Regions from separate parts of the Homo sapiens genome. Here region 1 is linked to region 2. Evidence: chromatin contacts called from ENCODE Hi-C or POLR2A ChIA-PET data. All regions are on one chromosome and are shown on one strand. Each heading gives the region's core, a stretch centred on a gene start or an enhancer-like site at or near the end of the contact. The rest is flanking DNA. Distances are from core to core; before and after follow the strand shown.

Region 1 (5,422 bases), core at 944-3,443, 330 kb before region 2:
ATGAGGGAGTCCAGCTGAGACCAGAAGAACTGCCCAGCTAAGCCCAGCCTCAAATACTGACCCATAAAATCATGAACTAAATAAGTAGTTATTGTTTTAAGCCACAACTAAGTTTTGGGGTGTTTTATTATGCAGGAAACACTGATGGATACAAGCACTGAACATGCGTCAAGCTCTGGTATTTGCAATCAGGCAGACTCTCGGGAGTAAAGACTTGTGCAGAGATGATAGAATAATGGGTATAATGCACTAAGTGCTCTGGAGAAGCAAAAACAGTAGGAATAGAAGAGGTGGATTTGAGCTAGGGAGGGATCTTGTCTCTGTGGAGTTAGAGGGTCCAGGATGAACTGCCTGGGACAGGGGACTGTCTGAGGGAAAGTATGAATGTTGGAAACCCCAGGCTGGGGCCATCAGCCAGCAGTATATACTGAGCCCTTACCATGGGTACAGAAACACTGTACTGGCTGTCTCAAGTCTGCGTATGGACTAGCAGAGGAGAGAAGACATCCACGTGTAAAAGTTGGGTAGAAGTGTCATGCTGGTTTTCAGTGAAAACAGAAGTAGCTATGCCTGCTTTGTCCACAGTGGCAAGCAGCATCTCGGCTTGGGCAGAATGGGACTCTACCCATTAGTTATTTATATCTGGTACTTGCTATATATCTGGCAGGGATGTGGTGTTGATGGGTTGAGAGAGATCTCCATAGTTTTCCCTGGGAAGGCACAAGGGGTCAGAAAACATGGCTGCTTAAGTATCCACTTGACTGGTAACCCCTTGAGGGCAGGGTCTGTGTCTGATTCATGTCAGTATACCCCAAGACACAAGGCTTTGCATATACTAAGCAATCAGTTTCAAAAGACTTACTTTGGAGATATTTATCATCCTCTTCTCTTTATTCCTACTAACCTATTGTAGTTTTTTCCTAGGGCTGCTATAACAAATGGACATAAACTGGGTGGCAACAGAAATTTATTCACTTACAGCTCTGGAAGCTATTAAGTCCAAAATCAAGGTGTCTGGAGGGTTAGTTCCTTTTTGGAGGCTCTGAAGGAGGAATTATTCCCTGCCCGTTCCTAGCTTCTGGTCCCTGCTGGCAGTGCTTGGCACTCCTGGCCTTGGAAATGCATCAGCTGATCCCTGCCGCCATCACCACAGGTGGTTCTCCCTGTGCGTCTCTTCTGTGTCTCTTCTCTTACAACGACACCAGTCTCAGTGGATTAGGGGCCCGCCCTACTCCAGCATGACCTTAACTCATTACATCTGCAACGGCCCTACTTCCAAATAAGATCACATTCTGATGAACTTTAACATATTGTTGGGGGTGGAGAGGGCATAAGTAACCCTTAACATCCATCGAGGCCCAAGGGAATGTGTGTTCTTTGACTGCCTAGACCCCCTAGAGGCGGAATTAAATATTCTTTTTTTTTTCTTTGAGACAGAGTCTCACTCTGTCCACTCAGGTTGGAGTGCCCATCTCGGCTCACTGCAACCTCCGCCTCCCGGGTTCAAGCGATTCTCCTGCCTCAGCATCCCGAGTAGCTGCGGCTACAGGCGCCTGCCACCACGCCCGGCTAATTTTTGTATTTTTAGTAGAGACGGGGGTTTTGCCATGTTGGCCAGGCTGGTCTCGAACTCCCGACCTCAGGTGATCCGTCTACCTCGGCCTCCCAAAGTGCTGGGATTACAGGCGTGAGTCGCCGCGCCCCGCCCTCAAGTCATATTTTATAGATGAGAACATTAGGATTGGAGACGCAGGGCCGAGACACAGGGCCTTGCATATACTAAAAACCTCAATGGGCACCCGAAGTCATCATAGGAAAATTTCCCTATGCTCCATGTTCACGTGTTTCAAAGTATCCCTGATCTGGCTAATTCAACTCCATTCCCTCGAGAAAACCCAATCTGGAGCCCCGGTCCTAGAGATCCTGGGATGTACTGCGCGTCCCACTCTGTATCTCCGCCCCCTCAGGCGTTCTCCCTCTAGAAGCAGCACACAAAGCGGTTACTCCCTGCGGCCGGGAGCGCGCGGGCTGCCCTTCCGCGCGCCACCCCCGCGCGCGCCGCTCCCCCACTGATTGGCTGAGCGCATCCCGAGCCCAGCCTGCTCCCGCCGCGGCGCCGGTCCTGGCGCCGGGATTGGCGGAGTGGCCGCGCGCGCAGATCCCGCAGCCCCGCGCGCCCCGCCCCGCCGGCTCGGAACTCGCCTGGGGCGCCGCCGGCGGCGGAGGGAGCGTGACTGCGCTGCGCAGGGCGCTAGGAGGCATTGTCGCCGTAAGTGGAGCCAAAAGCGGCCCGGAGCGGGACCACACGCTTCTTGCCCCGCAAAGTAAATGTAGTCCGAGGTCAAGCGTTGCAGGGGCTGGGGGAGAGAGGGCGAGAAGTGTTCCGATTTTTGCAGCGTCCCCTCCCCTCCCCCAGGTCACCCGGTGGAAAAGAGCAGCGGTGCACCAGCGGAGGCTCTGGCGGTGCCAAGGGGCTCGGCATGCGCGGGCTCTTGCTTGCTCACTGCACCTGGACCCCGATGGTTCAGGGGAGTGGGTGCAGAGGTGCCAGGGAATAGGGAGCTCGGAGAACCGCTCCCAGGCGGGCCTCCATTCCTCGCGGGAGGCGCCCTTGCTTGGAGAGGCTGCTGTGCATTTCGTCCCCGAAGCGACACTTTCGGGGTTTGCTTCCGCTCTGGGGAGCTGCAGACGCCTGCTCCAGAGCGTGCCTCTCGGCCTCCGGGCAGCGTGGGAGCCCCGGGGCCTCTGCGATCACTACCATTCTTCCCTCTGCCAGCTTTATTCTCCCAGTCCCCGCCTGCCGGGCCAGCGGACGAGGTGCCATTGGCTGCAGGCACCGGGGGTGAGGCGGATCCTGGCACGCGGGGCTGGGGGACCCTTGCCTGGCTACCGCGCGTAGTGCTGGAGGCTCAGTCCGAGGATGCCTAGATGTTAGCGAGGGAGCACGCGCTGAGCTTCCCGAACCCCATGCCACAAAAACAAGGCGCCAGCAGGTCCCGCTCACGTCCCAGCGGGCTTCTTTCCCTGGGGTGGGGAAGTGGGTCAACTTCGTTCTGATCTGAAGGGGGGTTTGGGACTATTTGGGTCGCTCCTCACCTCCCCACCCGCTCCCCGGCTTGGCATGGTCCAGAGCCCGGGCTGGAGCCAGCGGTAGGGCCAGCTTGCACACATGGCTCCGGAGGCTCCGGTTGCCCATCCGAGCCCCTGCCAGGCTCTAACGTTCCCAACTGACAACACCAGTAACTAAATATAGGAGCAGATGGTGGGGACGGGCTGTCGCAGCGGCTCCTTTGCAGAGGTCTCCGGACTGCAGATAAGGTAGAGTTATTGATGGTAAGGGCTGGAGTCAGGGGGCCAGGTCAGGGTTTAAGCAAAAATCACCCCTCCCCCAGCCAGCCTGAGTCCAGGTGAAACCAGGTTATAGGGACAGGAGGGCTGTATTGCCAGCTCCCCCAAAGCAGGACAACGTTTTTGTCTGGCATTGAATTTATTACATCCAAACTTCCTCTCTACACCTGTTTGATTACCTACTGGTAATGCCTTGGTGTGGGAAACATGTAATGGTTCGCAAAGTCCTTTCCCAAAAGTTACATATCAGTTACTTCCCACAATAATCCGGTGAGGAAGGTGGTATTTCCATTTTACAAATGGGACTGCTCACAACACTGTTAACTTTGCAAAACTATGGATTAGGCTGCCTTCCTCAAAAAACTTCTCTTAGTTCGCTACACAGAAGCAGAGGACAGCCTTGTAAGAGGGCTGCAGTTCCCTTCCTCAGTAATCTGGGAGCCCATTGGCTCCCTGTCTCTCTCTCTCCTGAATCTCTTTGTGCACCTGCTGCTCACCCCTGTCCCTTCCCCCTGGCCATGCCATGTGCCTTCATGCCCCCCTAGGCCTGGCCCTGTAGCCTTACTACTATCAGGCTCATCCTGCCTCCCAGTGGGAAGCTTGTTCTAGCCCATACCCAGTCTCTGCCCCTTTACTCCCACAGTGGGGGCCTTATGGAAGGTGTCCAGGAGACGTTTGCTGGATTTAAACATTTCACCGGACCAGGATGCTCACTCTGAGGAATGGGGTTGAGGGTGTGTGGAGAGGGCCATGCTTTGAGGATGTAGGCAGTGTGAGTATGAGCTTCGACCCTGTGCTGAAGTGTCTCTGGGATTTGGAGTGCTTTCCCTGACATTTTCTAAGGCCTACCCTCTATTGCCTGGGACTGGCTGGGGCCAGTAGTGCCAGCTGGCTGGGGTGCCCCAAGCGGCGATCTGGCCCATGTGGGCTGATGGTGTCTGTTTCTGCCTTTTGGAACACTCTGTGACTCTCCACTACCACCATCCCTGCAGATGGCATTGACCAGGTACCCTGAGGAGCTCAGGCCTGTCAGCTGGACTTCATGAAACAATTCTTCCTTGTGGAGAAAGGGGCAGTTTTAGGTGAAGGGAGGATGGCTTCCTAGCTAGTTAATAAGCGTGGTGATTTTAAGCAGCGGGAACCTTTTGGGGGTCCCGAGCACATTTTTGCTGTACTCAGAGCATCCTCCATCCTCTGGCATAGAAGGAAGGGGCCCTTCTTCCTACTGAATTGCCCTGACACCTAGACTTTACATGTTGTTTCTGTTCCTGTACCTGTGTACACTCTGACCCACACAATAGGACGTCTGAACTTGCCACCAGTGGTGAAATTTTTAATCTGACTAGTTTTCATCAGTGGTCTAAGGCAAGGGTCCTCAACCCCTGGGCTGTGGATGGCATAGGTCCGTGGCTTGTGAGGAACCCGGCTGCACAGCAGGAGGTGAGCACCAGTAAGCATTACCGCCTGAACTCTGCGTCCTGTCAGACCAGCGGCCGCATTAGATTCTCCTAGGAGCCTGAACCCTATTGCGAACTGCGAATGCGATGGATCTAGGTTGTGTGCTCCTTATGGAGAATCTAATGCCTGATGATGTGAGGTGGAATAGTTTCATTCCTCTCCCACTACAGTGGGAAAAATTGTCTTCCAGGAAACCGAAAAGGATGGGGACCGCTGGTCTAAGGCACCACCTCCCCATCTGGTGGTAGCTAGTAGAATTGCAGGCATAGTGCCTGATTGAAAATATTCAGCCCAGGTGATCCCACCAGGCCTACCCCCTACCCTGGGCAGCTTGGTGGCTTCCCTTCCTTTCCCTCTCTGCTGTGAGGCCAGGATTGCTTCAGTGCTGTTCTTCAGAAAGCTCTTCCTCATCAGAATCGCAAGTCGGAGCTGCTTCCTGCATTTCTTTCTCCCTCTTCCTTCTTATCCCTCATACCTAGGAGATGCTCAGTAAATGTTTATGATTATTGATGATGAATTGGAGATGGAGAAAGGAGGGAGCATGGAATGGTGGGAAGAGTCCTAGGCTTGGACTTAGGATACCTGGGTTTTTTGTTTTCATCTAGCTGATTTGCCT
Region 2 (5,201 bases), core at 2,229-4,728:
GTGAGCTGAGATTGTGCCAATGCACTCCAGCCTGGACAAGAGATACTCCATCTCAACAAAACAAAACAAAACAAACAAAAAAAACAAATTACAGAACTTCAAATATTGTAACAAGGTTATGGATGGGTATCAATAATGATATGGCTAAAGCCCTTCTTGACAATTCCTCTAGTTCTTGTCTCTCTTAGTGGGCATCTTCTATACTTTTTCTGTCCATTTTGTATGAATTTTTACTTATAGAGATGTATAATTTTATATCGTTTTAATATCAATAGTACCATATAGTATGTACTGTTCTGCAATTTGCTTTTTTCATTAATAGTACATCTTGGTGATCTTTTTCTGTCTCAGTATGTATAGATCTGCTTCATTCTTTTGAACTGCTGCCTAATATTCCAGAAGACAGATGCACCAGAGTTTATTTAGCCATTCCCTGTTGATGGCTGTTAGGCTGTTTTCTACTTCAGAATGACCAAAATTGCAATGAACATCCTTATACATGCTGAGCTCACGGATGCCTGCTTCTTTGGGTGACATACTGAGAAATGGAATGGTGAGTCACAGAATGTGTGCATTATTAATTTTATAGTGCCAAACTGCTCTTCCAATTGGTTATATCAATTTACACACCAGTCAGCAGTATATGAAAGTACCTGTTTTCCCACTAGCTTGCCAAAATCACTTTTTACCTTGTTTTACCTGCATGTATATTTTATCTCCTAGGCTTGGGGTTGTAAGCTTTATGAGAGAAGGGCCCAATGACTTCCTTATATTTCATTTCTTTCCCTATCTAGAGGTGTTTAAGAATTGGTGTATACTCAGGAGGCTGAGATGGGAGGACCCCTTGAACCCAGGATTTCGAGACCAGTCTGAGCAATATAGCGAGACCCCCATCTCAAAACAACAACAAAACAAACAACAAAAGACTTGGTGCTCAATAAGTGTTTGTTGAATGATCTCTAACCACAAGTTCTTTGTTAATCTCTGTGCAATATACTTTCCATTTACCAAGACTGCATCTAACTTGGAGGTTATTTCTTAAGGTTGAAAAACATTCTTAAGAAAGTTGGCTGAATTTTTGCACATCCCTCCCCGGTAACAAGTTACAGATACCTTTCATTTAAAGTTGCCTAAGACAGGACTCACCTCCTGTTCTGCTGGCAGGAGGCAGTGAAAACAGATGTGGTTGTCTCAGACAATAGCTAGCAGGGTGTCCCACCCACTGGGAAATGGCAGACCAGAGGCGCTTTAAAAATCCTGGGAACCAGACAGAAGATGGAATGGTGAGGGAGTAGGGTCAGAATCACAGGGACACTCCGGATTCAAGGAGGTAAATTCTTTTACGCAGTTTTGATATAGAGGAAACCACTAATAATGTGTAAAGTCTGACAATTAATGGATCCAGGTGAGGTGTAACTGTGGTAGGATAGGAAAAACCAGAGAAGAGGAGAACTGGGCATGTTTTAAAAGGAAATTTGGCTACAGGAAAGAGGGGTTATGAAGATGTGAATTATGCGACTCAAGATAAACTTTTCCGCCGGGCAGTGCCTCTATTTATTTATATGTAATTTTAGGCTAAAACAATTCTAAAAATCACCAGTATGTTTCCAAATCTTGGAGCTCTTAACATTTAGTTTGAAAATAAAAAGTGTGTTAAAACGGATTGAGAATTATGTGTAGCTTAGTTTGTGGTTCAAAACAACACACACGAAGACACGTTCTCGCTCTTAATAATGTTTTCTTTTTCTCTCACCTATTGAACCGTTTCAGTAGCAACTGTGCAGCCCAGTGAGGTGACAATTGGATTTCAAAACAAACACAAATGAGCAAAGTGAGGAAACCATTTGCCGCGGTGGACTAATGGCCCCTAGGGGATCCTGGGGTCTGTGGGGCTTAGAACTGGGCCCTTGTTTTGAATTCCTCTGAGGTGGACAGAAGCTGGAAGGACACCTCAGTTCCAGCGTGGCTGTGACAGGGTAACTGCCCTTAAAATCAGGGCAGCGGAGCCACGGTTCCCATCGCGTCCCCTCAAACACTCAGGGCCCCGCACTTTGGTTTCTCAGCCCATTTCTTCTCGCGCCTTTCATCCCTTCACTCATCCAGGGCCGTTGCCAAAAAACCCTGGCAAGGACCAGGCCTCAGTCAGGCCCACGGTGGTCCACTGCACGCGACGGGAAACTCCTGGAGGAAGCTCGTTTGGCCCTTGGGGAACCAATGCCCCTTTGGCCATTGTTGTAAGGAACAAAGAGGGCAAGAACTGAGGGCGCCCCCCCAAGGAAAGGCGGGGGAGGACACCCACGGGCGATCCGGGGGGCTGGCCGGGCTGGGGCTGAGGTGCGCCGGGGCTGGAGGCTGGGAGCCGGGGGAGGCAGGGCTGGTCCCCAACCGCCGCGCCCCGCGAGCGATACGCACGGCGTCCGGCGCCCGGCAGAGCCCTTTCCTGCGCCGCAGCCAGTTTACTTTTATTCCCTTTTTCGATATTTTTATTATTATTATTTTTTCCCGCGCAAAGCGGGAGCCAGACTGCCCAGGCGAGCCACGGCCGGGCCGCCATTTCCCGGTGAAAGCGCAGCGCGCGTCGGCACCGGGCGCCCCGGAAAGGGAACCGAAGGGGAGTGCCCGGCCTCGCGCCCTCTTCCGCGCCGGCCCCGGGGCGCACGCCCGCCCGCGGCGCCCGGGTGTCCGCGCAGCAACCCCCAGCCCTCGCCCCGCCACCCGGCGTCCCCGACCTGACCTTCCCCGGCGCGGCCCGCCCCCGGACTCGGGTCCCTAACCTCCGCCCGGCTGCTCCGCGCCCCCTCCATTGTCAGCCTGGAGCCGCCGGCGCCCTGCCCGGGCACCTTCAGAGGCCCCCGAGCGGCCCTCCCCGGGCTCCCTCGGGCCCTGCGCAGCCCCCCACCCATCGCCCCGTGCCCATCGGCGGCCGGGCGCCTCCGTCCTCCCGCTCCTGCGCCCGAAACTCCGCATTCCCAGGAGACCTCCGCTTCCTCCGGGTCCAGCCTCGCCTGGGGCCCGCTGCTGAACCTCGCATCCCTCCTCCTTCCCCTCTCAGTACCCTCGACGCCCCCGGCCCCTCGCTGGCCGCAGGAATTTGACCACTTCTTTAGCAGCCCCCCCTTTATCGCCCAAGGAAGCAAGTTGGGCAGCTGGATTTAAGAATTTGTTTTTGCAGAGGGTGGGTCGGCTATCGAGGGTGCGCCCGCAGGGGCTCGGGGGAGAGGCAGAGGTGGTTCTCTCCGGCCCCTGCACTGCCCCGGCGGCGCGTTTTGTTTCCAGACCCCGGAGCACCCTAAACAATAATGCCATCGCCATGGCGGGCTCACCTGGTGCTGCGCCGCCTGCTCCCGGCGCCCGGTGCCCTCTGCGCGCCCCTCCACGGGCGCAGGTTTGGCCCACGCGGCGCCGGTGCCGGGCAGGACTCTTTGCCTTTCTTTGGGTTCTATCTGTGCGTGTCAATGGCGGCAAGCGGCAGTTCTCTGGGCCGCGGATAGTAGCGGGGGGAGGAGGAGGAGGGAGAAGGGATTGCTCCTTCTCCACATAACCACCTCTAGGAGGAGTTGCTCAGCCTCATCCCCCGCCAGCCCAGGCTCCGCGACGGGTCCGGGGCTTTCGGTGGGGCTTGATGAGCTATTGTCCTTCAGGAGTATTAATGGTGAAACCGCGCGGCCTCCGCGTACTTGGCCGATCTGCGAGACGAGCCGAGGGCCACTCGCTAACATGAGGCTTTCCCCAGAACTGGGCACAAACGCGCTATGGTCGCGATCCAGTCTCCTGTTAGCTGGATCCACCTTTGGTGGGAGAAGGTGGCGTGGGCGTTCATCTGGCAGCTCTGGGGAGAGTCTTCGAAGGGGAAAGCGAAAAATGCCACCTTCTATATTTTTGTGTCCTTAAATAATAACAAGTACATTAACGTTTGTGTCCACCACTGGGAAGAGTGCATAGGGCGGCCACAGCCACGAGAGCTGAGAATTTATATCCGTGCCTGTAGGCTTTTTAGAAATTAAGACCGATTTAGAATCCAGCGTTGCATAATATTTGGAGAGGCAGATGTATGTTTTGGTGGGTGAGACTGTGTGTATGGGCATAATTTTTAATTGGGTTGCTTTACAAGGTGTTAATTTGCAATATCCCAACGGGTATTTAGATGAGCGCGAGGCTATTGTCTTCAGGACCAGTTTTTATTAGTTACTAGAAAATGCATCTTTATGGGGGTGTGGTGGACACTGTCGGGTGTGATAATGGGGATTAGCAGTTGCTGTGTTCCTAGTGGAAGCCAGTCTCGGCTTTGTATTGTGAGTTGTTGGCCAGGGCTCCATGGCTGGAGGGGAGTCAAAAGAATGTGTTTATTTCAGTGGGAAATACTAACTTGCTGTGGACCATCCAGGTTTCCTCTGATTTCTCCTACAGTCAAAGGACTGTGAGAGGCAACATTTTGATCCCTTCCAAAAAGAGAAACCGGTGCAAACAGAATTCTCCAGCCTTGGCCAAATGGCTGATTTTTAAAGCTGTTACATTTGGTAATATTGTGTATATTTGCTACTACAAACTTGTAACTATTTAGGCAGTGGGGACTTTGGAGTGACTGAAAGCCTCCCAGTGCCTGAGTGGGAAGAACTCATGCCTACCACCCTCTGCGTCTCTACTAGTTAGTTAATCATGGCTATTGCTGGCGTTTATAGATAGCGGGTTAGGTTTAGAACATGTGCATTTTAAAGTGTATTTGCTGAGAAATCAGCCATGTTTCTCTCTGACTTCCTCCAAATCACGCATATATCATCAACATATGCATAAGCCTCTATTTCAGTCTCCTATGGCTTCTCAAACTCCCCTGGACTCAACAGTCTCTGTTTCTTGGGGCTTCCTTTACTCTTTTCCTAAGCCTTTCACGCCCTCTGTGTATGACCTCACTGTTCTTTGTCTTGGAAGGTATTTTCCAGGTCAGATATCCAGTCAGGATAAAGTCTTCTTTCCCCAAGATGTATATTTAAAGGGTTTCAAATGATCCCCTGGGGCATCCCATAATGATGTCCTTTCCCATTCCTAAAGAAAGGGTCTCTCTTCTTATACCTTCAGGTGTCCATTCTTCACCAGAAATAACCATCAAGCCAACATTCAAGAGAGTTCAGGAGTTTTCTATGAGTGCTTGAAAAATACTCATACTCTGTCATCCAGTCAGCCAGGCTGACTGAAATATAGTTGAA

What was found. Hi-C counts contacts between places; a loop is a spot of excess contacts on that map. ChIA-PET counts read pairs that join two places held with the same protein, here RNA polymerase II (POLR2A). Pooled maps may share reads with other maps.
Region 1: a pooled map shows a loop between it and region 2 (4-fold over the local background). The contact joins the promoter of LRRC20 here to the promoter of MACROH2A2 in region 2. A Hi-C loop is called at or near these places in 2 of 50 pooled maps. POLR2A ChIA-PET finds 5 or more read pairs at or near these places in 5 of 52 experiments (H1, HCT116, MCF 10A and 2 more).

What each region holds. Positions count from the first base shown.
Region 1 is chr10:70,379,396-70,384,817 of GRCh38, reverse strand. LRRC20 (leucine rich repeat containing 20) reads left to right here and starts at 2,193. Exons shown (of 5, transcript NM_001278212.2): 1 at 2,193-2,269. RefSeq lists enhancers at 1,689-1,788, 2,319-2,518, 2,363-2,982 and a silencer at 1,919-2,288.
Region 2 is chr10:70,051,123-70,056,323 of GRCh38, reverse strand. MACROH2A2 (macroH2A.2 histone) reads right to left here and starts at 3,478. Exons shown (of 9, transcript NM_018649.3): 1 at 3,324-3,478.